Regions from separate parts of the Homo sapiens genome. Here region 1 is linked to region 2. Evidence: chromatin loops called from intact Hi-C (ENCODE). Cell type or tissue: Calu3. All regions are shown on one strand. Each heading gives the region's core, and the rest is flanking DNA. Links, peaks and the distances in the headings are about the cores only.

Region 1 (16,117 bases), core at 5,312-13,311, 59 kb before region 2:
GTGGTCCCAGCTACTCGGGAGGCTGAGGCAGGAGAATTGCTTGAACCCTGGAGGCGGAAGTTGCAGTGAGCCGAGATCACACCACTGCACTCCAGCCTGGACGACAGAATGAGACTGCCTCAAAACAAAAAACAAATATATATATATATATATATTCTACCAAAATTCACTTTAAAATGTGTATTGAGGCTGGGCGCTGTGGCTCATGCCTGTAATCCCAGCACTTTGGGAGGCCAAGGTGGGCGGATCACCTGAGGTCAAGGAGTTCAAGACCAGCCTGACCAACATGATGAAACCCCATCTCTACTAAAAATACAAAAAAGTTATCTGGGCGTGGTGGCAGGCACCTGTAGTCCCAGCTACTTGGGAGGCTGAGACAGGAGAATCACTTGAACCTAGGAGGCGGAGGTTGCAGTGAGTGGAGATCACGCCCTTGCACTCCAGCCTGGGCGACACAGTGAGACTCCTTTTAAAAAAAAAAAATGTGTATTGAGCACCACTGTGTGCTAGGCACTGTGCAAGGAGCCTGGGTTACACTGGGGATCAAAACATAATCCCTGCCTTCATGGAACTTACAGATTAGCAACTACCACGAGGCCCAGGCTGCTTCTGCCTGGTACTGTGGGTGGTGGCTGTCCTCTTGGTTCCTAAGGGATAGAGTCAGTTTGGCATGCTTCAGTCTCCAGCTGGGCCAGGCCGGCCCTCAGCCAGCACTCTGCACTCTCCACACCATGAAGCCTCTTAGAAGACATGCAGGAGCTGTGTTTCCATGACTTTATATCCAGAGCCATCCAGTGGGAGGGCAAGCCCCTTACCTACACACACAGTCTTCAGGGCACTTTACTCTTTAAAAATACCCAAAGGCCCAGGCGCGGTGGCTCATGCCTGTAATCCTAGCACTTTGGGAGGCTGAGGCAGGTGGGTCACAAGGTCAGGAGTTTGAAACCAGCCTGGCCAACATGGTAAAACCCCGTCTCTACTAAAAATACAAAAATAAGCTGGGTCACAAGGTCAGGAGTTTGAAACCAGCCTGGCCAACATGGTAAAACCCCGTCTCTACTAAAAATACAAAAATTAGCTGGGTGTGGTGGCAGGCGCCTGTAATCTCACCTACTTGGGAGGCTGAGGCAGGAGAATCATTTGAACCTGGGGAGGCAGAGATTGCAGTGAGCCAAGATTGCACTACTGCACTCCAGCCTGGGCGACAGGGTGAGACTCCATCTCAAAAAAAATAAATAAAAATGAAAATACCCAGGGCCAGGCGCGGTGGCTCACACCTGTAATCCCAGCACTTTGGGAGGCCCAGGTGGGCAGATCAGGAGGTCAGGAGATCAAGACCATCCTGGCTAACAAGGTGAAACCCCATTTCTACTAAAAATACAAAAAATTAGCCGGGCGTGGTTGCGGGCGCCTGTAGTCCCAGCTACTCGGGAGTCTGAGGCAGGAGAATGGTGTGAACCCGGGAAGTGAGCCGAGATCGCACCACTGTACTCCACCCTGGGCAACAGTGAGACTCCATCTCAAAAGAAAAGAAAATTTAAAAAAAAGAATATTGTGATGTGTATAAGTGTGTTGCGAGAAACAAAGATATGGCCAGGTGGGATGGCTCACACCTATAATCCCAGCACTTTGGGAGGCCGAGACGGGTGGATCACCTGAGGTCAGAAGTTTGAGACCAGCCTGGCCAAAATGGCGAAACCCTGTCTCTATTAAAAATACAAAAATGAGCTGGGCATGGTGGCACATGCCTGTAATCCCAGTTACTCGGAAGGCTGAGACAGGAGAATCACTTGAACCTAGGAAGTGGAGGTTACAGTGAGCCGAGATCGTGCCACTGCACTCCAGCCTGGGCAGGCGTGGTGGCTCATACCTGTAATCCTAACACTTTTGGAGGCCGAGGAGGGAGCATCACTTGAGGCCAAGAGTTTGAGACCAGCCTGGGCAACATAGTGAGCCCACATCTCTACAAGAAATTTTACAAATTAGCTATTAGCTGGGCATGGTGGTGCACACCTGCAGTTCCAGCTACTCAAGAGGCTGAGGCAGGGGGATCCCTTGAGCCCAGGAGGTCAAAGCTGTGGTGAGCTATGATTGTGCCACTGTACTCCAGCCTGGGCAACAGAGGGAGACCCTGTCTCTGAATGAATGAATGAATGAATAAATAAATAAATAAATAAATAAATAAATAAATTTGGGGGAACCCATGTTTTGCGCTGTGTCCAGCCACAGAGCCCTCATTAGCCCAGACACATCCGCTGAGCTCCTACCAGCACCTTCATCAGGAGCCCCAGCCAGCTTGGAGACTTCCTCAGGGCTTGTGACACTTCCCTGGGGAGAAGAGAAACGCATCTTGCTCAAAGATGAGTTAATTCACTCACAGGCTAACAGTCAAAAAGAGTTTTATCCCCAAAGAAGTAGCAATAAAATAAGCCAATCCAAGGGGGGAAAGAAACGGACTCTTGGGGAGAGGGAGGAGTATAGAACCTTAACAGCTCCAGCCCATGGATTCTAGAGACCGAATTCTTCAAATTTCATCCCAAAAGAGGTGCACCGCTGGCCTATGAATACACCTGTGGGTGCAGAGAATAAGAGGGAAATACTCTGTGCACCGTACAGGAGGCCTTTTTTTTTTTTTTTTTCGACGGAGTCTTGCTCTGTCGCCCAGGCTAGGGTACAGCGATCTCAGCTCACTGCAACCTCCACCTCCTGGGTTCAAGCGATTCTCCTGCCTCAGCCTCCCGAGTAACTGGGATTACAGGTGTCCGCCACCGAACCCAGCTAATTTTTGTATTTTTAGTAGATATGGGGTTTCACCATCTTGGCCAGACTGGTCTTGAACTCCTGATCTCGTGATCCACACGCCTCGGCCTCTCAAAAGTGCTAGGATTACGGGGTGAACCGCCGCGCCTGGCCTCCACTTACCTTTTAAACCAGGGCTCTTGGCCGGGTGCAGTGGCTCACGTCTGTGATCCCAGCCACTTTGGGAGGCTGAGGCGGGCGGATCACGAGGTCAGGAGATCGAGACCATCCTGGCTAACACAGTGAAACCCTGTCTCTACTAAAAGTACAAAAAATTAGCCAGGCATGGTGTTGGGCGCCTGTAGTCCCAGCTACTCAGGAGGCTGAGGCAGGAGAATCACTTGAACCCAGGAGGTGGAGGTTGCAGTGAGCTGCAGTTGCTGCGCCACTGCACTCCAGCCAGGGTGACAGAGCAAGATCAGTTTCAACAACAACAACAAAGTAAAAGAAAACACCAGGGCTCTCAAACGCTGCTATTGAACACAAGAATGGGGATGGGGGAAATGCTTGTCAGCCCCTCAGGACCCATTACCTGAGGGATGACCTGAAACCTAGTGTGGGGCCCTCTGGCATATGAGGGCTTTCTTCGCCCTGGACATACTGGCTGGCAGGGAAAGCCCTTGGGCTGGAACTCCAAAGTTGAGGTACCTGCTCTGTGCGACTGATTCGATCTCTGTGTGACCTTGGGACAGTCCCCCTCTCTACTGCACGAGCTTCAGGGAAGACATTACAGACACATTCACACAGAAAGCGGCTGGAACCATTAAGCACTTCTGGATCTAGTTCTTAGTCATCTGTTTTTTACTATATATTCCAGATTTCTGGGACCAAAGAGGTTAAAAACTCATTCCCTGCCATGCCCAGTGGCTTCTCTGGGCAAGTGTTCTCTTAAAAGCTGCCCACACTCTATGGAAAAATCCAGTGGCTGCTGGTTAGAACGCGCTTGTTAATGGCAGCAGGCAGCCAGCTGGCTGGTGCCTGCCCGGGTGGGGTGGCAGAGGAAGCAGCTGTTTTGGTCTTTGAACCACAGCTTGGGACTTATGGAAGATACGTAGCTCGCATATCTCTATGGTCTTTTTCTGGCTTATAGAAAACAGTTCACCTTGCTGGTGGGGAGAGAAAGGGTGCAGCGTGCGGGGACCTGGGCTGGTGGGAAAAGCAGTCGGGTTATTGTTCGTGTGCTACAAAGGATGAGGAATTCAGTCCCCAGGATCCACGGGAGGAGCTGGCTGAGACCCTGGGGCCCGGCCTTCTTCCCAAGAGTCCATTTTCCCCTTGGATTAACTTACTTTATTGTTTCTACCGTCCCATGACTTCTGAGGTAAGGCAAGACCACACTTTGCGACTTTGAACTCTTCATCTTGTTCTCTCTTGACAGAGGCTCGTAAGAGGCCAATTTTTCAAACTTGCCTGGGTCATCTGCACTAAAAGTATGAGCACTGTTCGGTTATTTGAAATTAACCAAAAGGTCAATATACTTTGAAAAAGTTTGTTCTTCACTCATTCACTCATTCACTCATTCATTCATTCAACACTGACAACTTACATATCAGGTGCAAGGCCCTGAATTTTACACAGATGAAAGTCCATAAGAAACAAGATCCTGATCATGTTATTTTCCAGAGAATTTTTATTTTATCTTTTTGAGATGGAGTTTTGCTCTTGTTGCCCAGGCTGGAGTGCACTCTGCAACCTCCCCATCCCGGGTTCAAGCAATTCTCCTGCTTTAGTAGCTGGGATTACAGGTGCCGCCACCACGCCCGGTTTTTTTTTTGTTTGTTTGTTTTTTTTTTTTTTTTTTTTTTGGTATTTTCAGTAGAGACAGGGTTTTACCATGTTGGCCAGGCTAGTCTCAATCTCCTGACTTCAGGTGATCTGCCTACCTCGGCCTCCCAAAGTGCTGGATTACAGGCATGGGCCACCGCACCTGGCTGAATTTCTTTATTTTTTAAAGTTGGACAACACCTCCTTCTATACCATGGAATGAGTGTTCCGTGTTTTCAGATAATTTCTCATCTCAGAGATTTTTCACTTGTTTCTGTCACACTGAAAGTTAAGCTGGAGGAGAATTCCTGAGGCGGGTGGATGGCGGCTTATTATGCCTGCAGCTGCAAGCAGTGATGACCTTTTCTCCCTCCTCTTCCAATCAAGAGTTCTGGCCATAAAGGCTAGAGCCATTCACAAAACCCAATACATAAGGTATGGGGGGAGGTACACACATACACACACACACACACACACACACACACACAGCCTCATAGGAGGGAGCAAGACAGGGTGTGCCAAGTACACCCCTACTTTCACCTACTGACGGTGTTGTCTCGCTTCATTTAAACATTTATGTAACTAGGTGCGGTGGTTCATACCTGTAATCCCTATCATTGGGAGGCTAAGGCAGACCAATCACTTGAGCCCAGGAGTTGCCTGAGCAACATGGCAAAACCCCGTCTATACCAAAAATACAAGACAATTAGTCAGGTGTGGTGGCGCATGTCTGTGGTCCCAGATACTTGGGAAGCTAAGGCAGGAGGGTCACTTGAGCTCAAGGAGGTGGAGGTTGCAGTGAGCTGAGATCGCACCACTGAACTCCAGCCTGGGCCACAGAGCAAGACTCTGTCTCAACAACAACAACAACAACAACAAAACACACAAAAAACAAACAAAAAACACAACAAAAAATAATAATTCTTGAAACAAAAGATAAAATTAAGGCCAGGTGCCATGGCTCATGCCTGTAATCCCAGCACTTTGGGAGGCCGAGGCAGGCAGATCATGAGGTCAGGAGTTTGAGACCAGCCTGACCAACATGGTGAAACCCCCTCTCTACTAAAAATACAAAAATTAGCCGGGCGTGGTGGCGCGTGCCTGTAATCCCAGCTACTCAGGAGGCTGAGGCGGGATAATCACTTGAACCCGGGAGGCGGAGGTTGTAGTGAGCCAAGATCGCACCACTGCACTCCAGCCTGGGTGACGGAGTGAGACTTCATCTCAAAACCTAACAAAAAACAGCAACAACAACAACAAATTAGGCCAGGCAAGGTGACTCATGTCTGTAATCCCAGCACTTTGGGAGGTCGAGCTGGGTGGATCACGAGGTCAGGAGTTCAAGACCAGCTTGGCCAAGATGGCGAAACCCCGTCTCTACTAAAAATACAAAAATTAGCCGATGCATGGTGGCAGGCGCCTGTGACCCCAGCTACTTGGGAGGCTGAGGCAGAGAATTGCTTGAACCCGGGAGGTGGAGGTTGCAGTGAGCCGAGATCGCGCCACTGCACTCCAGCCTGGGTGACGGAGTGAGACTCTGTCTTAAAAAAAAAAATTAAAGAAAATCTGTGGTTAACAGACTGTCAACTGCAGAGTGTGTTCTAACACTGTTTATTAAACATGACAAAGTCCTATAGAAAAATTAGAATTTTGCTATGCTATGGGATTATGCATGGGAAGTACTTTATAGGATCTGGAATATATGATTTATATCATATGTAAAGAGATGTCAATTAAAATTGCTCAAATGACAGCTCATCTAAGTTCAGATGAGGAGACTTGCTTGTCAGTCCATTGGTTGATACCCACTAGTACTTTCTTTCTTTATTTTATTTTATTATTATTTTTTCTTGAGATGGAGTCTCGCTCTGTCACCCAGGCTGGGGTGCAGTGGCGTGATCTCGGCTCACTGCAAGCTCCGCCTCCCAGGTTCAGGCCATTCTCCTGCCTTAGCCTCCCTAGTAGCTGGGACTACAGGCACCTGCAACCACACCCGGCTAATTTTTTGTATTTTTAGTAGAGATGGGGTTTCACCGTGTGAGCCAGGATGGTCTCGATCTCCTGACCTCGTGATCCGCCCACCTCGGCCTCCCAAAGTGCTGGGATTACAGGCATGAGCCACCGCGCCCGGCCTCTTTCTTTTCTTTTGTTTTTTTTGTTTGTTTGTTTTGCTCTTGTAGCCCAGGTGGGAGTGCAATGGCGTGATCTTGGCTCACTGCAACCTCCACCTCCCAGGTTCAAGGGATTCTCCTGCCTCAGCCTCCCGAGTAGCTGGGATTACAGGCTCGTGCCACCACGCCCAGCTAATTTTGTATTTTTAGTAGAGATGGGGGTTTTACCATGTTGGTCAGGCTGGTCTCGAATTACTGACCTCAGGTGATCCACCCGCCTCGGCCTCCCAAAGTGCTGGGATAAGATGTGAGCCACTGTGCCCGGCTCACTGCAACCTCCGACTCCCTGGTTCAAGCGATTCTCCTGCCTCAGCCTCCTGAGTAGCTGGGATTACAGGCACATGTCACCACGCCCAGCTAATTTTTGTATTTTTTGTAGAGACGAGGTTTCACCACGTTGGCCAGGATAGTCTCGATCTCCTGACCTTGTGATCCACCTGCCTCGGCCTCCCAAAGCGTTGGGATGACAGGCGTGAGCCACCGCGCCCGGTGTGCCCGTTTTACCAACTGCTGCAGCTGCTGCTGGTTTTCTCATCCCCTCGGCTGAACCACCAGCCCCTCCCTCAGCACCTGGAAGGAGAAATCTGGCGTCTTGCTGGCGGGCTACTGCCCTGCAGCACCTCCATGGCTCCCTGGCTGATAACATAGGGGTGTTGTAAACTTACATTTCTGTGGTTTTCTGCTCATGTTGTTTCTCCCCAGACTTTTCTCCCATCTGCTTCTGTGTTATCTTTTGTTACGATGACAGGGAGTGGTCCCTGCCTGCCCTGGCAGGCACCTGCCTCCCTGGCCAAGCCCCAGCCCAGGAAGTTGCTCATGCTGGGCCCTCCAGGTTCTGAGAAAACTTTCAGGGATTGGGGTAGGGAAGAAAATAGGTGAAAACCCTCTCTCCTCTGCAAGCTTATTTCTTTGGCCTGGCCTGTCTTTAACCTGCACAGTTTATGTGTAGACAAGTCTCCCGGTGCGGGCCCAGCAGGCAGGTGACAGCCGCCCTTGCGGGAGTCATCCTTAACCAAGCAGTTTCAGAAATGTTTCTTGAGAAACTGTTTCCGGAAGTCCCGGAGCCTGTGTTGCCCATTGACAAGCCTTGTCGGTCTCAGAAGACAGACTCCGGGGGTCTACATCCAGAGACCCGGCTGAGGACTGAAGCCCGGGGTTTCCAAGCGGCTGCCTTCTCCGTCCTGCAGCAGGGTGCGAGTCAACCGCCCTGGCTAAGGGAGCAAGGAACCCCCGCCATGCTGTGTCCCCTCCCCCCATTCCCCGAATGCCCGTCTGTTCAAAGAGGGTGAGAGGAGGGGGGAATACCAACTGCTCCGAGGAAAATGCAGTTCATCATATGCATCTTTGCACGCTTTTTTTTTTTTTTTTTTTTGAGACGGAGTTTCACTGTTGTTGCCCAGGCTGGAGTGCAAGGGCGGGATCTCAGCTCACTGCAATCTCTGCCTCCTGGGTTCAAGCGGTTCTCCTGCCTCAGCCTCCCGAGTAGCTGGGATTACAGGTGCCCGCCACCACGCCCTGCTAATTTTTGTATTTTTAGTAGAGATGGGGTTCATCACATTGGTCAGGCGGGTCTCAAACTCCCGACCTCAGGTGATCTGCCCCCGTCGGCATCCCGAAGTGCTGGGATTACAGGCCTGAGCCACTGCACCCGGCCTGCACAACCTTTAATCCGACTTTCAGGAGGTCTCTAGTTTTTGTTCTTAAAAATCATTTCCAAAAGCATTTATTGAAATAAAAGTATGTCATTCTTGTGTCCTTCCACTCCTTTTTTTTCTTTTTTTCTTTTTTTTTTTTTTTTTGAGATGGAGTCTCCCTCTTTTGCCCATGTGGGAGTGCAGTGGCACGAAATCGGCTCATTGCAGCCTCCACCTCCCAGGTTCAAGCTATTCTCTTGCCTCAGCCTCCCAAGTAGCTGGGATTACAGGTGCATCCCAGCCCCTTCTTCCACTCTTAGTCATGACTTATAAACTGAATTTTGGTAATACTTGAGGAAAGTGTTATTTAGCTGATCGTAAGATGGGCCAGAGTCTTTCATGCAGAAGAGCCACCACTGTTCTATTGTCAAAATGGCCTTGTCGCTACTCCAGTGACCTGTCACAAAAAGCAGACATGGCCAGGCACGGTGGCTCACTCCTGTAATCCCAGTACTTTGGGAGGCCGAGGTGGGCAGATCACTTGAGGTCAGGAGCTCGAGACCAGCCTGACTACCATGGCAAAAGAGTCTCTACTAAAAATACAAAAATTAGCCAGGTGTGTTGGCACATGCCTGTAGTCCTAGCTACTTGGGAGGCTGAGGCAGGAGAATTGCTTGAACCTGGGAGGCGGAGGCTGCAGTGAGCCAGGCACGGTGGCTTATGCCTGTAATCCCAGCACTTTGGGAGGCCGAGGAAGGCGGATCACGAGGTCAAGAGATCGAGACCATCCAGGCCAACATGGTGGAACCCCGTCTGTACTAAAAATACAAAAATTAGCTGGGTGTGGTGGTGCATGCCTGTAGTCTCAGCTACTCAGGAGGCTGAGGCAGGAGAATCTCTTGAACCTGGGAGGCGGGGGTTGCAGTGAGCTGGGATCTTGCCACTGCACTCCAGCCTGGCGACAGAGCCAGACTCCGTCTCAAAAAAAAAAAAAAAAAAAAAAAAAAAGCAGACAAAACCTAGATGTTTTAAAATTTTTAAAATAAATCCTGTAGATGTTTTAAAGTTTTAAAAATACATCATGCCCATAATTCCAGCACTCTGGGAGGCTGAAGCGGGAGGATCTCTGGAGGCCAGCATGGGCAACATAGTGAGACCCTGTCTCTACACAAAATAAAAAAACAAGCCAGGTGTGGTGGTGCACACCACGGCTACTGTGGAGACTGAGGTGGGAGGACCACTTGAGCCCAGGAATTCGAAGTTACAGTGAGCTGTGATGGTGTCACTGCATTCCAGCCTGTGACAGAGCAAGACCTTGTCTCTGCAAGGAAAAAAATCATCCTGTAAAATTACTTTTTGTTGTACTCAGACTGAGGAAAACCTTTGCTGGAGGTTTGAAAGCAAATCTATGATGTATTAGCAGAACCAGAAAGTCCTTCCTGTGGAGATGGGACCTTTTCGGTATTGTCATTTTTGGATTTTAGTGCACAAACTTCTCATGATTGAGTTTCGGCTTTTGAGAGCCATGACCAAGTGGTAGGTAGGGCATGAAAGAAGAAAACAAATCTCCTGACCTTAGCATAATGTGTCACAGTACTTTAGGCCCCTTAGCCAAGGCGGGAGATAAGAAGGCAATAAGGAAATGGTTGGATGAATCACTGTGCCCCAGTGGCAAAAATGTCCTGAAGCAATTTGGATGAAAGTGAGAAAGTGGATATGACAAATGCTGCTCTACACTAACCGGATTGGTTGTGCCCCCACCACCCACACCCTCCCCAACTACAGGACTTCCTTCACCACTGTGCATTTTCCACTGAGATGCTCTCCTGAAAGCAAGTTTCAGCAAGAGGCTGGAAAGGCCTCTCAGAGAGAAGGCTGAGCTGGCAGTGATCAGGGAGCCCCCGGGCATTTGGCAGCCGTCCACAGTAAGACCGGCAGATGGAGCCTTCATCTGGCAAGAAACTGGGGAAGCTGGCGGTGTCGTCAGGTGCAAGCTTCAGTGAGAAGTGCCAGCACTCTGAGAAGATGCACAGAAATACAGAAGCAGCTCCCGTAGGAGAAGGAATGGAGGCCGCACGCGGTAGCTCACGCCTGTAATCCCAGCACTTTGAGAGGCTGAGGTGGGTGGATTACTTAAGGTCAGGAGTTTGAGACCAGCCTGACCAACATGGTGAAAACCCGTCTCTACTAAAAATACAAAATATTATCCAGGCGTGGTGGTATGTGACTGTAGTCCGAGCTACTCGAGAGGCTGAGGCAAGAGAATCACTTGAACTCAGGAGGTGGAGGTTGCAGTGAGCCAAGATGGTGCCATTGCACCTCCTGCCTGGGCAATAGAGCAAGACTCTGTCTCAAAAAAAAAGGAATGGAGAAAACATAGCCATAGCTCTGGGAGTAGGAACAGAAGCAAGCAAGCTGACTGCCAGTCGGGTTCTTTCTTCTGGAAAAGGCTCTGGGTTGAAGCTGTCTTCTCTCTGAGGCTCAAGAAGCTGGGCATGGAATTAACTCCGTCAACCAAAAATACAGTTCTAAGTCCCACCCCCCAACCATCTGAATGGACTTTCTCCTTGGCCAGGGCGCTCTTAAAATGTAACCTCAGAGACCGGTTCCGGCCAGGAACGGGAAGTGCCTCATTATACCCGCTGGCATTAACATCAACACAGACCTTACTGATAAGAATCATTTACCATCTATTCTCTGAAGCCTGCGACCTTTTCTCTCCATAATCCCTTATCTTAACCCAGACATTTCCTTTCTATTGATTCCAGGTTTTTAGATAAACTCAACCAATTGTCAACAAGAAAATTTGTAAATCTACCTATAAGCCGGAAGCGCCCCCCACCTTCGAGTTGTCCCACCTTTCTGGACCGAACCAACGTATTTTTTAAACATACTTGATTGAAGTCTCATGTCTCCCTAAAATGTATAAAACCAAGCTGCACCCTGACCACCTTGCACACATGTTCTTGGACCTCCTGAGGGCTGTGTCAGGGGCCATGGTCACTCATATTTGGCTCGGAATAAATCTCTTTAAATATTTTTGAAAATAGTTTGTCTCTTCGTAGACAATTCTGTGGGCTTGCAGGTATCGCCCCTGGTCAGCGGTGTATTCAGTCGCTGTGCCATCCCCCATGTGGCTACAAGAACAAAAGCACCTTCTTAAGCCCAAGAGATACAGTGGTTACTCCCATGAGTCCTTGGACACCTTCACCAAACGGCACTAGTAAGTGGCTCCTCTAGGCCGGGAGGAACGGAGAAGGCACAATACCAGCTTGGCTCACTACTCCAGGAGACCCCTGGGGTAAGGGGCTTGAGCACAGGCTCACCACTTCCCCACCACCGCCACCCTTATTTGGTCTGTGAAACTCCAGGGGGAGTCTTTATGGGAAGATGCATTCCTTCCAATATGTCATCGAGTGCTTACTTAGCCATCTCCTTTTCAAGACCTGGGTCTACTTGCTGGCCCCTGAACTGCTCCACACCCTTCTGTGCCTTCTGATTGTCCACGTGCTCAACTTGTTGGAACATAGGAGATAAGCTATCTAGGGTTCCGGCCTCTCCCTGAGACAGGTAGAGACTGCGTGATCAGGTGCTGAGGGGCTGCTATGTTCCGGAGGTCAGGTGACATTCCACCTGAGGCCTGGGGACATGGCATTCTATATTGACTGCTGTCGCTGTTCTCGCTGATGCTGGTTTGGTGTAAGAGATGATAAGAAAGCATCTTCCCTACGAATTGCAGGGAAGCAATTCTGGGCCTAGCCTCCCAAAGTGCTAAGATTACAGGGGTAAGCCACGGCACCTGGCCACCCTTCTTCTTTTTTTTTTTTTTCAGACAGAGTCTTGCTCTGTCACCCAGGCTGGAGTGCAGTGGCACTATCTCGGCTAGCTGCAAGCTCCGCCTCCTGGGTTCATGCCATTCTCCTGCCTCAGCCTCCCGAGTAGCTGGGACCACAGGAGCCCGCCACCATGCCCGGCTAATTTTTTTTTTTTTTTTTTGAGACGGAGTCTCGCTCTGTCACCCAGGCTGGAGTGCAGTGGGGCAATCTCCACCTCCCAGGTTCACACCATTCTCCTGCCTCAGCCTCCCAAGTAGCTGGGACTACAGGCGCCCGTCACCACACCTGGCTAATTTTTTTGTATTTTTAGTAGAGACGGGGTTTCACCGTGTTAGCCAGGATGGTCTTGATCTCCTGACCTCGTGATCCGCCCGCCTCGGCCTCCCAAAGTGCTGGGATTACAGGCGTGAGCCACTGCGCCTGGCCTATTTTTTGTATTTTTAGTGGAAACAGGGTTTCACCATGTTAGCCAGGATGGTCTCGATCTCCTGACCTTGTGATCCGCCCACCTCGGCCTCCCAGTGTTGGGATTACAGGTGTGAGCCACCGCGCCCGGCCCTGGCCACCCTTCTGAGGGCAATTCATGAAGAGGAACTCAGATGTTGAAAGAGGGTCTCAGTCCTTACTCTCTGGCAGAGCCCCAGAGTACCCACTACCCTCACCCGAACAGCCCACCATTATTTTATTGTTCATTTTTCTTTTTTTTTGAGATGGAGTTTCGCTCTTGTTGCCCAGGCTGGAGTGCGATGGCGCGATCTTGGCTCACTGTAGCCTCTGCCTCCTGAGTTCAAGCAATTCTCCTGCCTCAGCCTCCCGAGTAGCTGGGATTACAGGCGACCGCCACCACACCTGGCTAATTTTTTGTATTTTTAGTAGAGACTGGGTTTCACCATGTTGGCCAAGCTGGGCTCGAACTCCGGGCCTCAAGTGATCCGACCACCTCAGCCTCCCAAAGTGCTGGGATTATAGGTATGAGCCATTGCACCCGGCCTATTGTTCTTTTTTATTTTAATCCCAGCAGTTTGGGAGGCTGAGGTGGGAGGATCACTTGATGCTAGGAGTTGGAGACCATCCTGGTCAACATGGTGAAACACCATCTCTATTAAAAATACAAAAATAGGCCGGGCGCGGTGCTGCACGCTTGTAATCCCAGCACTTTGGGAGGCCGAGGCGGGTGGATCACGAGGTCAGGAGATCGAGACCACGGTGAAACCCCGTCTCTACTAAAAATAAAAAAAAATTAGCCGGGCGTGGTGGCGGGCGCCTGTAGTCCCAGCTACTCGGAGAGGCTGAGGCAGGAGAATGGCGTGAACCCGGGAGGCGGAGCTTGCAGTGAGCCGAGACTGCGCCACTGCACTCCAGCCTGGGTGACAGAGCGAGACTCCGTCTCAAAAAAAAAAAAAAAAAATACAAAAATAAGCCGGGTGTGGTGGCACGTGCCTGTAATCCCAGGTACTCCAGAGGCTGAGGCAGGAGAATCCCTTGAATCTGGGAGGTGGGGGTTGCAGTGAGCCAAGATTGCACCACTGCACTCTAGCCTGGGCAACAGAGACTCCATCTCACAAACAAAAACAAAAAAAAGGCTTTTTTTTTTTTTTTTGAGATGGAGTCTCACTCTGTTGCCCAGGCTGGACTGCAGTGGTGTGATCTCAGCTCACTGCAACTTCCGCCTCCCAGGTTCAAGCGATTCTCCTGCGCCAAGTTGCTGGGATTACAGGCGCATGCCACCACACCCAGCTCATTTTTGTAGTTTTAGTGGTGACGGGATCTCACCATGTTGGCCAGGCTAGTCTTGAACTCCTGACCTCAAATGATACGACCACCTTGGCCTCCCAAAGTGCTGGGGTTATAGGCGTGAGCCACTGCGCATGGCCTAACACCTCCTTTTTTAACTAAAAATATCCTGACCCACTAGTAATGAGACTAACATTATTTTAAAGTGTTTATTTTTTTCTATAATACATTTCATTCAAATCATAAAAGTCTGATACATTTTTTTCTCAAGAACAACTTACACTCATTTGAGATGCTTTTTCTTTCCTTTAATCTTATAGGATGGACAAAGATACACTTTAATGGACAAAAAACACCAGAGTTCATTACAAATACAGCTTCCCAGGCCCCACCTCCAGCACTTCTGACTGAGCGTCTGGGACGCATCCTAGGATCGCAAAACTGTAAAATTCCCCCAGTCAACTCCACGGCAGGCAGGCCTGGAACCACCCTTAGTGGAACACTGCTTAGGACTTGTCTGTTATCTACCAGAAGCAATTTCAGAAAATCAGGAGTAATTACGTATACAGAAATAGCTCTTCTATAAAATTTCCATATAAAAATAATGGCATTTATTTACAAAGTCTGAGATACTACAAAATAATATATCATATTAGGTTGTGTACTTCAATCTAATAAAGGAAAGTCTACATTGGGCAAGTCAGATGTGGTGGTTGCATTTTCCTCTTATCTCTCTTGTTTAAATTGCTTAAAGCATGTGGCACCACGATGTATCCTTCATGCAGAAAAAAGGAGAACTATATTTTCTGGAAATAAAACCCAATAGCACATAGTCAGAGTAAAGCATTTTCAGATGAAAAGGTGAACAACCTAGTGGTTTGGGCTCATGGCCCTTTACCCACCTTTTTTTTTTGAGATGGAATTTCGCTCTTGTTGCCCAGGCTGGAGTGCAAATGGCACGATCTCAGCTCATTGCAACTTTTGCCTCCTGGGTTCAAGAGATTCTCCTGCCTCAGCCTCCCGAGTAGCTGGGATTACAGGCATGCGCCACCACACCCGGCTAATTTTATATTTTTAGTAGAGACAGGGTTTCTCCATGTTGGTCAGGCTGGTTTCGAACTCCCGACCTCAGGTGATCCGCCCGCCTCGGCCTCCCAAAGTGCTGGGATCACAGGCGTGAGCCACTGTGCCTGGCATACCCACCTCTTTTGTCCAAAACTCAAGAGTGATGGTGGTGAACCAAGTGCGTGAAGGAACTCAGTACTGAAACGTGATCCCCGGAGTGCAGCCACCTGGGCAGCCAGTGCATATGGTTAGTGGGTGGTTCCATTTTTCAGGACACTGAGAGGTTGAACCTGCCATGGAACTACTGGGAAAACTAGAACTGCAACAAGCCCAGAGGAGCTATTCAGGAGAAAAGTAGCCCCATTGTCAGTGACGTTTTAGTATGAAAATCCTGGCCCCAGTGTGAACAAGCACAATCGCCAGGCCATGTGACATGAAGCTCGGCCATGGTGAAGTATGGTAAGTGACAAATGGCATGCATTGAAGCACGACAAGGGATGAGTTTTTAAATCCAAACGTGATCTGGGGAATTTTCCGTTATGATTCGACAGACATGGGCAGCACCAGCTGGTGTGGTGTGGAAGGACCAGTTGGTCACTGAACTTCTTGGGCCCCTGCCAATGGCCAGCATGGGGAGCCCTTGTCTGTGGAGGTCTCAGCCCGGGGTTTTCTGACTTGAGAGAGGCCTAAACCTGACACCACAGCCTCATGCTGGGGCTCGGGAAAGGAGTCCCACTTCTACCCCTCAGCTGTTTGGCACTTGGTGACACAGGACTGATGCTAATCCAAAACCCATCTGGGAGGACTGTGGTGACAGCGTGGCCCTCACGGAGGGAAGAAGCTCTGGGTTTTGGTGCAGGCTCTGCCACAGACAGGCTGAGGGATGGGAGGCAAGTCAAGCTCTTGCTTGTTTCCCATCTCTAAATGAGCAGGGTGGGAGCGATGTTATCCCCGATCCTGAGACCTGCGGCGAAGGGGCGAGGCCTGACCCTGAGCATCAGCTACGTTGGCCTCCAATGCAGCTATAAGCAGTGAAGACCAAAGTCTAACCTGCTGAAACAGCAAGGGGCAAGACAGCATTGACTTCAACAGGCCTTTTTTGTAAAGCAAAAGG
Region 2 (16,117 bases), core at 4,113-12,112:
TTTCACCAGGTTGGCCAGGCTGGTCTTGAACTCCTGACCTCAAGTGATATGGCCACCCTGGCCTCCCAAAGTACTGGGATTACAGGCGTGAGCCACCATGCCCAGCCCCTTTAATTATTTTTTATACTAAAATTTCAATAAGATCTTAGCAGTGAGCATGAGGGAGGTAGGGAGTAAACATGAGACGGAGTCCCGCTGTGTTGACCAGGCTGGAGTCTCACCCTGTTGCCCAAAATGGAGTGCAGTGGTGTGATCTTGGCTCACTGCAGCCTCTGCCTCCCGGGTTCAAGCGATTCTCTTGCCTCAGCCTCCTGAGTAGCTGGGATTACAGGCACCCACCACCATGCCCAACTAATTTTTGTATTTTTAGTAGAGACAAGTTTCACCATAAAAAACCTCAGCCTCTCAAAGTGCTGAGATTACAGGTGTGAGCCACCGTGCCCAGTCTGTGGTTTTATTTTCTTATTTAGGTTTTAGCTTCTTAATTTAGTTCCTTTGATAAAGAATGCTTCCTCCTGGTTTCTTTGTTTGGTTTATGAACTTATAGAGTGTTTACATCCTGTGGCCAAATTTTGACGTTATTTGGAAAGAGAGGGTCTTGGTGTTTGAAAGAGCTCAGGTTCTAAAAAAATGTATAAACCTTATATATTTAAGATTTAAATAGAGAGCTTCCAATTTAAGATGGACTGGGCTGGGCACGGTGGCTCATGCCTGTAATCCCAATTCTTTGGGAGGCTGAGGCGGGCAGATTGCAAGGTCAGGAGATCAAAACCATCCTGGGCTAACACGGTGAAACCCCGTCTCTACTGAAAATACAAAAAATTAGCCGGGCATGGTGGCACACGCCTGTAATCCCAGCTACTTGGGAGGCTGAAGCAGGAGAATCACTTGAGCCCAGGAAGCGTAAGTTGCAGCGAGCCGAGATCACACCACTGCACTCCAGCCTGGGCAACAGGGTGAGACTCCATCTCAAAAAACAAACAAACAAACAAACCCCACTAATATACTATGGTTTGAAAAGCATGTTACATTTTATTGATTATTTCCTTTGAAGTTTCAAAAGAATTACACCCAAATAATAAAAAAGTATTTTTCTTTCTTTCCAGGCACGTAACTAGAATCTACAAACCATCTTTTGACATTTTCCCAATAAATTTTTTTATGGTTTACAAAAGTAATATACAACTTAAATGTATAGTATTGTATCTCAAGTATAAATTGCAATAAATGTATTTCATTTTAATAAGGAGTTATATAAAATATATAGTAAAAGTTTCACTTCTTGTTAAAAAGAGAGTCAACCAGAACATTTAAATCAACAAAATATTTCAGTCTTGTTTATAAAATTAACCCTTGACCTAATTAGCAAAAAAGTAAAAAATAAAAAAAAGGCCAGGTGTGGTGGCTCATGCCTATAATCTCAGCACTTTGGGAGGCCAAGGTGGGTGGATCACTTGAGGTGAGGAGTTAAAGACCAGCCTGGCCACATGGTGAAACCCCATCTCTACTACAAATACAAAAATTAGCGGGCACACGCCTGTAGTCCCAGCTACTTGGGAGGCTGAGGCAGGAGAATCACTTGAGCCTGGGAGGCAGAGGATGCAGTGAGCCAAGATTGCGCTACTGCACTCCAGCCTGGGCAACAGAGTGACACCCTGTCTTAAAAACAAAAGAGGCTGGGCGTGGTGGATCATGCCTGTAATCCCAGCAATTTGGGAGGCCAAGGCAGGAGGATCACTTGAGGTCAGCAGTTTGAGACTAGCCTGGCCAACATGGTGAAACCCTGTTTCTACACAAAGACAAAAACCTGCTGGGCATGGTGGTGCATGTCTGTAATCCCAGCTACTCTGGAGGCTAAGACAGGAGAATCGCTTGAACCCAGAAGGTGGAGGTTGCAGTGAGCTGAGATCAAGCCATTGCACTCCAGCTTGGGAGACAGAGGAAGACTCCATCTCAAAAAAAAAAAAAAAGAAAGAAAAGAAAGAAAGAAAGAAGGAAGGAAGGAAGGAAAGAAAGAAAGAAGAAAAAAAAAGCATAAAGAAAAAAATGAAACACCACTGTGCTAAATCTTATTTAGAACAAGGAATAAAGAAAAATACATGTAGCAATCTTCGTGGTTTGACAGACGGGTGGTGGGGATACATTACAGAAAAGTTATATTCAAAACTTTTTAAAAAATGATAAAAAAAAAATGCTAGGAAAAAAAGCCACTGAACCAAATGTAGAAAGAGAAAGTTGAACCAATGGCTACACTATAAATTTAACCTAACACTTTTATGTGTTCTCACTTATAGATCTTTAGAATTCTTACTTACAAAGGAGAATAAAGAGAATCTTGGTTTTTGTACTGTTTGCAGTGCAGAGGTGCCACCAATCATAACTGACAAATAGTTCCATTTTAAGGCCTTAAACATTGCTAAATACCTCTGCAAGAACTTGTTCTGTTGCCCTTTCGAAGGATAAACACCAGTAAAGACCAGTTTGAGTTGGAAAGAGGACTTTCTGTTAGAGAGTAAAGAACATTTCATTTCTATGATACAGCAGCTCCTCAGAAGTGATTGTATCTGTTGAAAACGATTAGCACCAAGAAGCAAACAACAAAAGCCACCAAGGAACTGAAACAGCACTAGTGTCAGGGCAAGAAAACACACATCCTTTATACATATTCCCATGGTTCTCACTCAGAACCTAGTCACTTTCATTTTAGACTGAATTCTAACATATTTGGCCATCTAATTTCTCAGGGCACAGCAAATCAGAGATAGCAAATTAGAAAATGTAGGAGTTTCTGACATGGCAGGCATTTATTTTTTACTTAACAGACTACAAGTGATTCTGATGCACAGCCAGAATGGAGAAGCCACTGTCCTAATATTCTAAGATAACATGAACTTTCCTTATGCCCAACATATTGCTTAAGAAAGAAGCAAGTTTGTTATGATTTATAAATGTTTTAAGAAAAACTTAGCCGGGTGTGGTGGCTCATGCCTGTAATCCCAGCACTTTGGGAGGCTGAGGCAGGAGAATTGCTTGAACCCGGGAGGCAGAGGTTGCAGTGAGCCAAGATAACGCCACTGCACTCCAGCCTGGGTGACAGAGCAAGACTTCATCTCAAAAAAAAGAAAAAAGAAAAAATTGTTAAACTTTGGGCATGTTAGGGTAATGTGGAGTATTCACTTTGATAGAACTCTTCATTTACCAGATGGAAAGAGAGGAGAGACTAAAGGACATACTACCAATAGTCAATCTGCTCACAGGGTAATTTCTACTGAAACCATACAGATACTATGAGTGAACTGGGGCACTCAATGCAGAATGAAATAATGGCAAGAACTGAAAGAAGTTAAAGTTACATGAAGAAAAACATCGCATTAAACCAGAGCAGTGGCAATGCCAACAGCCTCTCTATATAGCCAAATCTTCCAAACAAAATAGTTAGACTTATACTCACCTTTCTGAAAAATCAGAGTCTATAAATTTTCTAGCCCGTTTTCTATCACTAAAAAGGAAAAAAGATAGCATAAAAACAATACATACTTAAATACAATTTAATTTCATTAATACTTTATTATAACTTGTCTAAAATTATACACTGAATATATTCAAAGACTAAAACTAGCAAATACAAAAGATAGGTACATAAAATAAATCTTAATTTTATCATGTGAACAAGGTATCACAACTTAATAATCATAAGTTGAAAAGAGCTCAATGACTAGCTAGAGAGGAAAACACTGCAGACTTGCAAACAAGATAGAGAAAAATTTTCTTCACTCTGCGAAATACTGACTATAAAAACACCAGACAATCCTGCCACCTCCAATATAAAGCACAAATGGGGCTGAAAACATCCAGACCCTGGTCATTTCCAAAGTGGGCCAGCACTGCTGGCACAGGCTTGGCTTTCACGTTATAATCTTTCAAGGCTATAGAGAAATCCAGGGTAACCTTTGATCTACATAAGAATGTTCATAAGGATTGAATAACACCCATAGGATTCCAGGTAATTCTGTCATTTCAGCTCATTTGATAATGGAAAAGTATGCATATACAAAACTCTTCTGTCTTTAATGTATTTGTGTTTGTACATGTGTGTAGGCATGTATTTATGTATATTAATATGTATGCATATTAAAGCACTTTGCCAGGATTATTAATTCACTTAATATCCTTGAAGCAAGGAGATTCTTACTTAACTAAGACTTACCATCTGCTTGCTCAAACTCACATATGACAGAATCACCAATGCAGTATTCCACCATGTAAATAACTTCTAAAGTAACAAAACGTCTAAGGTAACAAAATGAGGTTTTGAGTAATTTATCTTACTTATTTTTCTTTTATGGAAGTATGAGGTACTAAAATGATAAAGAGTGGAGAAAGGTATAAGTATTTTACATGCAAAGATGAAACATATAGAAGTTTGTACTAAAAGTGACAAATTAGTAACAGAAGGGATATTGATTCAATTGTTCAGCGTTTAAAAAGAAGAGGAAATTTAATAAAAAATTTATCTGGCCTCTTTTCCTACCCTTTTCTGGTCTTTATGGAAGTAATTCATAGGGGAAATTCTGAGTATAGCCAACACTTAATATTTAACTCCTTTTCTGTGTGAGTTAAAAATATATAAAAATATAGTTTTTATATCTCCAAAGCAGTTAAATATTATAATAATAAAAGTAGTCCTATTCCAGAGTTTAAAAAGTCACAGGGTTTAGTTATGAGTTATTGCACTGTTTTTTTCTGTTTAAAAATAGTTATTCCAGAGATTATTTATATCTAAGATATAAAGTGAAATAAAATAGGTGATTTTAAAGGAAAAACATTTGTTTTTAAGAACTAAACTAAAACAAGAACAGAAGACAAGATAGTAAGAAAAAAATGTCTAAACTTTTTTTAAGGTTTTAAAAATAGTAACTTGCAACACTCTTACCCAGGGACCCAGCCAGTAGCTTCTGCTATGTGTGTCTGAGTAACCATTGCTGGTGCAGGGGTATATGGACTCCCAATCAGAACACTTCCTGAACTGGTTAGTCTCTGTGGTGTGCTTATAATCTGTAAAGTTAGGAACAAAGAATATAATATTCTTAATTATTAAGAAAAGCCTACAGGCAGAAAATAACATTGATTGCTAACCTACATATGAGGAAACCTTGCTGCCTAAAAGGCACTTAATGTCAGTCATCTAAAAATATAAGCAATGCCTTTGATTTACTTATATCCTAGGATCTTAAAGCACAAGTATCCTGAATACTGACATGAGGTCACAATGCAGGTTTCAGCAAATAAATGGCAATTTGGAAGGATTAAGTAGAGAACTGATAATGCTTTAAAAATCAGAAAAATGAAAAGCTTTCTTTGAAACTGAGGAAATGAATTGCAGTACAGCTTGATTTACTAGAACCAGGGCAACAGCAAATCACACTTCCACAGTCCATCATACAGTATACACAAAGATACTATCCAGCTTGGATTATTATATAGATGCAATTTTATCCTTTTTTAAAAGAGTATTGGACCAGGAGCGGTGGCTCGTGCCTGTAAACCCAGCATTTGGGAGGCCGAGGTGGGAGGATCACCTGAGGTCACGAGTTCAAGACCAGCCTGGCCAACATGGTGAAAACCTATCTCTATTAAAAATATAAAATTAGCCAGGTATGGTGCTGTGCGCCTGTAATCCCAGCTACATGGGAGGCTGAGGCAGGAGAATCGCTTGAACCTGGAAGGTGGAAGTTGCAGTGAGTTGAGATCACGCCACTGCACTCCAGCCTGGGCAAAAAGAGCAAAACTCCATTTCAAAAAAAAAAAAAAAAAAAAAAAAGAGTATTCATGTTATTAAATACTCTTTGAAGATAGTTTAAAGACCATAAAACATTCTACCATGTGGATTTATTATTCTCTATTAGATATATATGCATTTTTAATTATTCACTATTATAAAGAATGCTGTGATAAACATTTTTGTACAAAGACCTTGCCCTTAATTTCTATTTCCTAAGGCTAGACTCCAGAAAGGGGATTAATGGAACCCCTAAAGACTTTTTTAGAAAGGTACCTTATATGTGTTACCAGGTCTTAAAATTTTCACTGGTTACAAAACAAAACATGTTTTTCCCAAAGACATTTATAATAATTAATACAAAAAAACTAGCAGCCTAGTAATAGCTTTAGAAGTATTTTCATGTAAAAAAAGGGGAAGAGGCATGCTCCGGTGAATGGGGATATTAATGAAACATGATTGGCCCCTATGTGGATAATTGTTGAAGCAACTGCTGGGTATATAGTTCTATTTTTGTAAAGTTTTGAAAGTGTTCATGATAGTAAGTTTTAAGTCCCAACTGAGAATGAAAAATATCTACAGGGACTACAAGTAATTGTTAATAAGTCCTCAAACAAGAGAAATAGTTCTATTTCTACTGCCTTATGCAAGACAAAATGCTAATTAATTTTTATCTCCCTGACCAAATGAAACATGTTTCTGCAGCCAGGGTGAATCATTAAGTTCATTGCTAACTTGCTCCATACATAACTGAAGGGAAGGATTAATAAGCATTTCAAGCTCTTTATTTGCATTTGAAGGAAAGAGTCAAACAATAACCTCTGAAGCATAAAAATAGTTCAGACCTAGTTATTAAAGTCTAGTCAACATTTATTCATTTACCAAGTATTTAAGACCTTAGTTAGAGTCTGTTTATGTTTGACTATGTTAGCTTGGGGCTAGGAAGATGTTAGCACCTAGAAATGTTTATGAAATAGTTTCAATCCGTTCATTCCATAGTTTAAAAAAATAAAAACAAAAGTTAATAATACTGACAGATGTCTGGAGAGTTCTGATTATGTACAATACACCAAGGGTATTAAATAAGGCACTCAGAAGTTTGCCTCATGAGAAAACATAAAAACAGACAATGTGTCTGTACCTCTCATCAAATTCTGCCTTGCATTCCAAGTATGCTTGCACTTCCCACTCCACACATCTGGTCCCACATCCCCACTTTCAGTGCATCCCCCATTTCAGTGCAGGATCTTTAGGGGTGGCGAGTACCTTGCTAAACTATGTCCTTTGCAGGGTTTAACACAGTGGTAGGGGATGCTCATAGGAAAGGTACAATAAATATTTACTAACTGGGATAAAATACTCAATTTTTAAAATAATAGGGGAAAAAGTAACTTCATTTATTGATATGCTAAAAGGTTTATATAAAATCCACTAAAAAAATACAGCATAGTTTCCACCAATCACTACATCACATTCTCTATCATGCTGACCTTGGATGGACAACTTATAAAGAAAAATGTGAGTTATTTGATTAGCCTCTGGTCAACCCTATTCCTTGAACAGCAGTGTCTACAAAGCTATTCTAAGCATTCCAATTTACCCTTGAAACAGATTGTATTACTACTGCAGTATTTCTATATGGTATTAGCAGCCTACATGCTTGGTTTTGCTGATTTACAGGACTTTGTAGAAAAAAAAAAGGAGCTGGGCATGGTGGCTCATGCCTGTAATCCTAGCACTTTGAGAGGCAAAGGCAGGCGGATCATTTGAGGCCAGGAGTTCAAGATCAGCCTGGCCAATATGGTGAAACCCTAACTCTCCTAAAAATACAAAAATTAGCTGGGCGTGGGGGTGGGCACCTATAATCTCAGCTACCTGGAAGGCTGAGGCAGGACAATCACTTGAACCCAGGAGGCAGAGGTTACAGTAAGCAGAGATCATGCCACTGCACTCCAGCCTGGGCGACAGAGTGAGACTCCATCTCAAAAAAAAAAAAAAAAAAAAAGAGAAAGAAAGGAAAAAAAGAGAGAAGGAAGGGAAAGAGGACATAGAGAAAAACTGGCTATCTTTATGAAAATGACTTTGAAAGTGAATTCTAGTTTACATTTTCTTTTTTTCCCTCCCTCATTGTCAGATTGTTAGCTGCGGCTGATCGGAGAGTGATTAGCAACACTCTGCTCCTTTCTCTTAGCACAGGGCCTGGTACATAGCAATTCCTTAATAAACATTTCCTACATGAACAAATTAGAGAGATGACGCACCTGAATAGGAAAGATAAGGCCTAAGAGTATGTGAGATACAGTAAGTTCCTAAACTAGGATAATGAGAGTGAAACGTAAGAAATAAAACAGAAGGAAAGTCGGTAAGACTTGAACAGCCACAGAATATAAGAAAATTGGTTTATAGGGTGATGAGCCGGTCATGCTTTCTAACCCTGAACCTTAATTTTGAAATCCCAGGCCAGGCACAGTGGCTCACTCCTATAATCCCCGCACTTTGGGAGCCTAAGGCAGGTGAGGTAGGCTCCCATTTGAGGTAGGGAGTTCGAGACCAGCCTGGCCAACATGGTGAAACCCCATATCTACCAAAAATACAAAAAAAATCAGCTGGGTGTTGTGGTGCACGCCGGTAATCCCAGCTACTCAGGAGGCTGAGGCAGAAGAATCACTTGAACCTGGGAAGCGGAGGCTGCAGTGAGCTGAGATCGTGCCACTACACTCTCCAGCCTAGGTGACAGAGCGAGACTCTGTCAAAAAAGAAAAAAAATTTGAAGTACTGAAGTTGGAGGTAAAAATATACTTTTAATATTCACTTGATATGCTAAGGAAAATGGAGTTTTAAATTTCAGAGTCCTCCTACCAAAAATCCAGACATCCTTAACTTAAATGTTATCATGTGGTTTCTCTGACAATAGAATTAGTTACTCTGGGAAAATCACATAGCAATTGAACATTACTCTGAACATTTTCCTGCCCTCAATCAACATATTTTATGTGCTACTGCCATCTACAGTTAAAAAAAGCCAAGACAGCATATGTATTCTAAAGGGAAAAAAAATTACAAAATTATAAAGTGGTATATTAAGAGATTTCACTATTTGATGGAATTTTGGTTTTCACTATAAGAAGCATGCAGTTTTTACTCTTCTAAAATAAGACAGCCATTAGATTATCTTATACAGTTGACCCTTGAACAACATGGGCTTGAACTGGGCAGGTCCACTTATACATGGATTTTCTTCCACTTCTGCCACCCTTGAGACAGCCAGACCAACTCCTCCCTCTTTCTCCTCCGCAGCCTGCTCAACGTGAAGACGTCGAGGATGAAGACTTTTATGATAATCCACTTCCATTTAATGAATTATAAATGTATTTTCCTAATGATTTTCTTTGTAATATTTTTCCCTAGGTTACTTTATTGTAAGAATACAGTATACAATACATATTAACATATGAAATAACATTAATATAACATAAAATGTGTTATTTGATTATTTATGTTATAGTAAGGCTTCTAGTCAATAATAAGGTATTAATAGTTACATTTTGGGGGAGTCAAAAGCTACCCATGGATTTGTGACTGCACAGGGGCTGTGCCCTTATCCCTTGCATTGGTCAAAGGTCAACTGTATAAATAATCTTAAGATCTATAACATATAACCATAAGACAGCCTGTAAGAAAAGGGCAAGTATCTCAAACTAAAATAGGTACTGCTAAACTAGTTTCCATAACCACACAAAACTTTTCATGGGGCCTTTTGAAATTTCTATCTACCATTAAGATTTGGCTTCCAAAAGACATGTAAAGTTCAAAGGGCAAGCACAAAAAGAAGGCTAAGAAGCAAATGGGTGAGTTTGTAATGCAAGAATTCCTTTTTTTTTTTTTTTTGAGACGGAGTCTGGCTCTGTTGCCTAGGCTGGAGTGCAGTGGCGTGATCTCAGCTCACTGCAAGCTCCGCCTCCCGGGTTCATGCCATTCTCCTGCCTCAGCCTCCTGAGTAGCTGGGACTACAGGCGCCTGCCACCACGCCCGGCTAATTTTTTGTACTTTTAGTAGAGACGGGGTTTCACCTTGTTAGCCAGGATGGTCTCGATCTCCTGACCTCGTGATCTGCCTGCCTGAGCCTCCCAAAGTGCTGGGATTACAGGCGTGAGCCACCACGCCCAGCCTAATCCAAGAATTCTTTAACTAAACAAAAACTTTTTTAAAAATCATGGATGAGGGAGTTAGAGGAGAAGCGATAAATGGCTGTAACTGGGTGTCTTAGTCCATTCAGGCTACCATAACAAACCACCTTAGACTGGGTAATTAATTAATTTTCTTTAAAGTCTTCTGCAAGGAGTACAAAACTGGGTAATTTACAAACCACAGAAATTTATTGCTCACTGTTCTGGAGGTTGCTGAGAGGTCCAAAATGAAAGTGCCGGCAGATTCAGTGCCTGGTGAGGGTTTATTCTCTGCTTCAAAGATGATGCCTTCTGGTTGCATCCTAATAGCAGAAAGGGTCCAGGGTGCTCCCTTCAACCTCTTTTATAAGGGCACTAATTCCACTCATAAGGGTGAAGCCCTCATGACTTCATCACTTCCCAAAAGGCCCCGCCTCTTAATACCACCACAGTAGGGATTAGGTTTCAACATGAATTTTTGGAGGAACCCATTCAAACCACAGCATCCAGTTCCTGGCCCTCTAAAATTCATGTCTATTTCACAGGCAAAATACATTCATTTCATTCCAATAGTCTCACAAGTCTTAACTCCTTCCCAAAATCAGATATGGGTAAGACTCAAAGGTGCAATTCATCCTGAGGCAAATTCCCCTCCAGCTGTGAGTCTGTGAAATCCAACCTGTTTCCAAAATGCAATGATGGGACAGGCACAGAACATGCATTCCCATTCCAAAAGGGAGAAAATAGAAAAGAAGAAAGGGATAATAGGTCCCAACCAATACAAAACCCAACAGGGCAAACATTAACTTTTAAGGCTTCAGAATAATCTTCGACTTGATATCCTGCCTTCTGGACACACTGGAGCAGGAGTTGGGCCCCCAGGGTACCAGGGGCCCCCACCCCCATGACTTTATTGGGGGCAGCCCATGCTGCAGTTCTCCTGGGTTAGAGTTTGAGTCTTCTGCATGTGGCTCTCCCAGGCTGGAGTTGCATGCTGGAAGCTCTACTAGACTAGGGCCTCAGGGAGCAACCCCGCGCACCTCAGCTCCACCAAGCTTTGCCCTGGTGAGGGTTCCCAATGGTGGCCTCACCTCTGTAGCAATTCTCTGCCAGGATCTGCTAAGGCTCTCCAGGGCATCTTTTGAAATCTAGGTGGAAGTTATCATACCCCGCAGCTTGTACACTCTGCACCCACTGGAGATGGCATCACTCAGACACTGCCAAGGTTCACCACCTGTGCCCTCTAGAGGAGCAGCCACTATACTTGGGCCTACTGGAGCCACACCTGGAATGGCTAAGGAGCACTGTGCCAAAATTCGGGGAGCAGACTTGACACAGTGCCAGGAAGGGATTGCCAGGGTTTCATTAGCGCCTGAAGCCCCTCTTTTGATAGTTCTGTCCCCCATGCCTTGGCACTCTGGGCCTGTGATGGGAGGAGCAGCACCGGTAATCACTGAAATGCTATGGGTTTATTCTTCCATTGTTTTGATGAACAACACCAAGCTTCCACCCATGCACGCTAATCTCCTTATCAAAAGGTGACTAGGCCACTCTTTTGGTGTTCTCTCCAAAACATGCTTTTTTATTCTTTACATGGCCAAGCTGAGAATTTCCCAAATCTTCACTTCTGATGATAAATTATATCTTTAATTCATTTCTCTCTTCTCACATTTTACTATAAACAGCCAAGAGAAGCCATGTTGATCCCTAAACACTTTGCTTAGAGATTTCTTTGACCAAATATCCAATTTCACGGCTCCTAAGTTCCTCCTTCCACAAAACATTAAAACAGGAAAACAATTCAGTGAAGTCCCTTGCCACTTTTTTGGTTGTTGTTTAGTTCTTTTATTTTTTTGAGATAGAGTCTTACTCTGTCAGGGTCACTACAGCCTTGGACTCTTGGGCCCAAGTGATCCTCTCTCCTTAGTCTCCTGAGTGGCTAGGTGCCACCATGCCTGGTTTTTTTTTTTTTTTTTTGTCTGAGACAAAGTCTCGCTCTGTTGCCCAGGCTGGAGTGCAGTGGTGCAATCTCTGCTCACTGCAACCTCAGCCTCCCAGATTCGAGTGATCTTCCTGCCTCAGCCTCCCAAGTAGCTGGGATTACAGGCACCCGCCACCATGTCCGGCTAATTTTTGTATTTTTAGTAGAGACAGGGTTTCACCATGTGGGCCAGGCTGTTCTCGAACTCCTGACCTCAAGTGATCTGCCAGCCTTGGCCTCCCAAAGTGCTGGGATTACAGGTATAAGCCACTGCACCCGGCCTAGCTAATTTTTTATTTTTAGTGTTTTTTTTTTTTTTTTTTTTTGATAAAGATGAGGTCTCACTATGTTGCTCAGGCTGGTCTTGAACTCCTGGGCTCAGGAAATCCTTCTGCCTTGGCCTCACAAAATGTTGGGATTACAGGAATGAGCCACTGGGCCCAGCCTTTTGCTACTCTGTAACAAGGATGGCTTTTCCTCCAGTTTCCAATAACATGTCCCTCACTCCTATCTGATACCTCATTATAATGGCCTTTACCATCCATATTTGTGCCAACATTCTGTTCATGACCACGGAGGTAATCTCTAAGAAAAGTGAGGCTTTCTCTATAGCTCTCCTTTTCTGATTCCTCACCAGAATCACCCTTAATGGTCCATTCATCTCAAGAGGCTTTTTCCAGCCTGTTCCTCTGAACTCTTCCAGCCTCTGCCCATTATCCAGTTCCAAAGCCACTTCTACAGTTTTAGGTGTTTGTTATGGCCACACCCCAGTTCTTGGCACTAATTTTTGTCTTAGTCTGCTATAACAAAATACCTTAGCATAGGTAATTTATAAATGATAGAAATGTATTTCTTATAGTTCTGGTGGCTGGGAAGTCCAGGATCAAGACACCAGCAAATTCAGAAGGCTCACTCTCTGCTTCATAGATGGTACCTTCTTGTAGTGTCTTCACTACATGAAGTGGGGCAGAAGGGGGCAAAGAGCTCCCTTCAACTTTTTTTTTTTTTTAGATGGAGTCTTGCTCTGTCACCCAGGCTGGAGTACAGTGCCGCGATCTCTGCTCACTACAACTTCTTCCTCCCGGGTTCAAGCAATTCTCCTGCCTCAGCCTCCCGAGTATCTGGGACTACATGTGTGTCACCATGCTTGGCTAATTTTTTGTATTTTAGTAGACATGGGGTTTCACTGTGTTAGCCAGGATGGTCTCGATCTCCTGACCTCGTGATCCACCCACCTTGGCCTCCCAAAGTGCTGGGATTACAGACATGAGCCACCACACCCGGCAATTTTTGTATTTTTAGTAGAGATGGGTTTCACCATGTTGACCAGGATGGTCTCAGTCTCTTGATCTCATGACCCGCCCACCATGGCCTCCCAAAGTGCTGGGATTACAGGCGTGAGACACCACACCCAGCCTCAACTTCTTTTATAAGGTCACTAATCCCCTCAATGAGAATGAAGCCCTCATAGCTTAATCACTTCCCCAAAGGCTCTATCCCTTAATAGCACCACAATAGGGATTAAGCTTCAACATGAATTTTGGAGGGACACATTCAAGAGACAGCAATGGAATCTTACAACAATTAGGAAACCAAAAACAAAATTCTGATTCCTGCCCAAGAACTCAGAACTGAAAAAAGGACCTCAGAAGTAGGGGGACAAATTAAGTACTTGGGATGGCCCAGTTGAAGGTAGAGTTCCAAATCGCCTCTCCTTCTTGTGACCTTTGTTTTGCTGATCCTGAGATTTACAGTAACTGAGTTAGTAGCACACATCACTACTTATTATTAACAGAACTGGACTGTGTAAGGGCCAAAATGCACATTAGTTCAAACTGACAATGGGAGAAAAATTATACATGCTTCCAAAGGAGAAATTCAAATTGGGGTATAGCAGCATTAAACAAAAAATAATAGAAAATAATCTCTCAAAACAGAAGAGTACTGTAAGGGCAAGACTCATAAAAATTTGAGTATGTTTAATTTTGGTGCTTATATAATCACATTTCAAAATGCAGATTTTTAAGTCAGGTGCTTTATCTCATTTGCACCTATAGTAGTGGCTGAGGAGGGGCAAATGCTTAGCAAATGTCTGAAAATATAACCTGAGCTACCTTGAAATGAGGGCTCTTATTTGAGCTTAAATCTCTATGAGGTTTGGAGCTAGACTACATTCTTCACATAGTTACAGTAAATTGTGTTGTATCTTTAGCTTGATTTCTGCAGATGATAAACAGTCCTCAACTAACCAAGGAAAATATCATGTCTAGAATGTGTCCTGAAGTCTTAGAGACTTTCTGAAACCATTAGGTATGTTAAAAGATATCTTTGTCTAAATAACTTTGCATTTAACATAGTCCACAGTGCTGTTGTACATTATGGGTAAAATTTATCCTTATTGCTCTATAGATGAAAAGATGAAAACACCGGCAATGAAGAGTTATTGCTTAAATGTTTGAGTACTTTTACTAATGGTGGGTGAGGCCATTTAGACATAGTTTCAGAGTAGTGGAATGCAACCTTGCTTATAAATAAGTCTTCTGAAAGTGCTACACACTTCATGCTCTAGCATAATTAATGAATGTCTTTAGAGAAACAGTTGTTTTCCATTTTTCATTCATTATTTCTACTGCTACAGATTAAAATAAATTGGTATATTGTTTTTTCCCCAAAAGTCCTTAATGAAAGGAGTTTTAAATTAATAACTCCAGATGTAAATTAACTGTTGGGTCACAGATTCCATTTATGTGAGAATACATAGTTTAGAGTAGTAAAGGTTATTTTATAAGAAAAAGAAAAAAGCAGGAAGACATAAAGCATAACACATTTCAAATCAATTTAAACAATACAAGAGAAACCTCACATAAAGAGGAAAAGACTTAATACTACACATCCAGAATCCACAGATTCAAATATGTGAAAATTAAATATCAAAGAGCACACAATGTTTCTCAAGCTCAAAACTTGACCAGATACATTCAGATAAAAACAGAACGTTTTTTAAAAGTGACTCAGATAACTGAAATTAACTATAATTTTTTCTTTTTCTTTTTGAGACAGGGTCTTGCTTTATCACCCAGGCAGGAGTGCAGTGGTGCAAACACGGCTCACTGTGGCCTTGACCTCTTGGGCTCAAGCAATCCTCCCGCCTCAGTCCTCCAAGTAGCTGGGACTTCAGGCATGCGCCACAGTGCCCAGCTGTTTTTTGTAGAGACAGGGTTTCACCATGTTGCCCAGGCTGGTCTTGAACTCCTGGGCTCAAGTGATCCACCTGCCTCGGCCTCCCAAAGTGTTGGGATTACAGGAGTGAGCCACCTACCGCGCCTGGTTTAACTGGAATATCTGATCAAATATATTTAATGCAATTATTCTTTAAATTAGTCTTGGCTAAACAAAGTTTCAATTCTAAGATTTGATAATTTTCTTACCATTTGGGGTCCAACATTCACATTTATTGGTCCTAAGGTTTTTGGTAAAATCTTTGTAGGTGAGTTGGTATTGGAAACTGGAAATGCAACAAATGAAATGTTGCCTGAAATGATATCAAAACATTAAGTTAGTATTCTGCCATACCAAGGCCATTTTCTAGCTATATACACACCCATGGTCCTAATTCATTATGTTGAGGTAATTTATAATTATCTTAGGAAGCATATTATGAACAAAATACACCTTACTGAAAAGTCATACTAATGACTGCTTTGTTGTAAGGAATACAATTAATTTTGCTGCATAACTAATCTTATTTATATTTTACTGAAACTCTATAAAATAAATAGTTCCAATTATCTGACAATTAACTACGAAACTTTCAGTTAGTCTTTTAGAAGAAAAAATTTTTAGAGAATATGTAACGCAAATCACAGTTTATATCAGAATTGAGAAAGAGATCTTTAATAGACATAACAGAACAAATAATATACTTGATGATGAAACATAACATGAAAAGTAAAATAACTATTCAGATTTCTTTATAGTATAAAACACTGAGACTAAAAGCTAACATATTTTCAAACTGTCAAATTGGTAATGCTTTAGGGTTTTATAACTAGAGAAAAAACATGGTGCTAACTAGTTATTAATACTAGAAACAGTGGGATCTGTACCGTGTTTTCAAGTGATTTCAGTATTTTAAATTTCAAATTAACATAGCAAACTGCTACCAAGAAAATTCCCCCCAAAAGGAAAAGC

Evidence for each region. A loop is a pair of places that touch in the nucleus more often than their neighbours do. Peaks named below come from ENCODE experiments on the same cell type or tissue, not always from the same donor. Only the 100,000 strongest peaks of a DNase experiment are listed, where the experiment ranks them.
Region 1: it touches region 2 in a loop (6-fold over the local background); 2 of 110 quality-filtered maps call a loop at or near these places.

Annotation. Positions count from the first base shown.
Region 1 is chr3:141,930,295-141,946,411 of GRCh38, forward strand. It overlaps LOC124909442 (a long non-coding RNA gene), which reads right to left and starts at 8,128. Exons shown (of 2, transcript XR_007096121.1): 1 at 7,400-8,128; 2 at 4,067-4,223. It overlaps TFDP2 (transcription factor Dp-2), which reads right to left. Exons shown (of 13, transcript NM_001178139.2): 13 at 14,134-16,117. RefSeq lists an enhancer at 7,453-8,299. In Calu3, for the core only: a CTCF peak has its summit at 10,093; DNase peaks (open chromatin) are centred at 10,227 and 10,947.
Region 2 is chr3:141,990,087-142,006,203 of GRCh38, forward strand. It overlaps TFDP2 (transcription factor Dp-2), which reads right to left. Exons shown (of 13, transcript NM_001178139.2): 4 at 15,355-15,458; 5 at 4,934-5,055; 6 at 3,452-3,499. Among named protein-coding and RNA genes, the nearest start is that of ATP1B3, 120 kb to the left of the region's middle. RefSeq lists a silencer at 10,687-10,880. In Calu3, for the core only: a CTCF peak has its summit at 8,770 (motif pointing left); no DNase peak of the experiment used is centred there.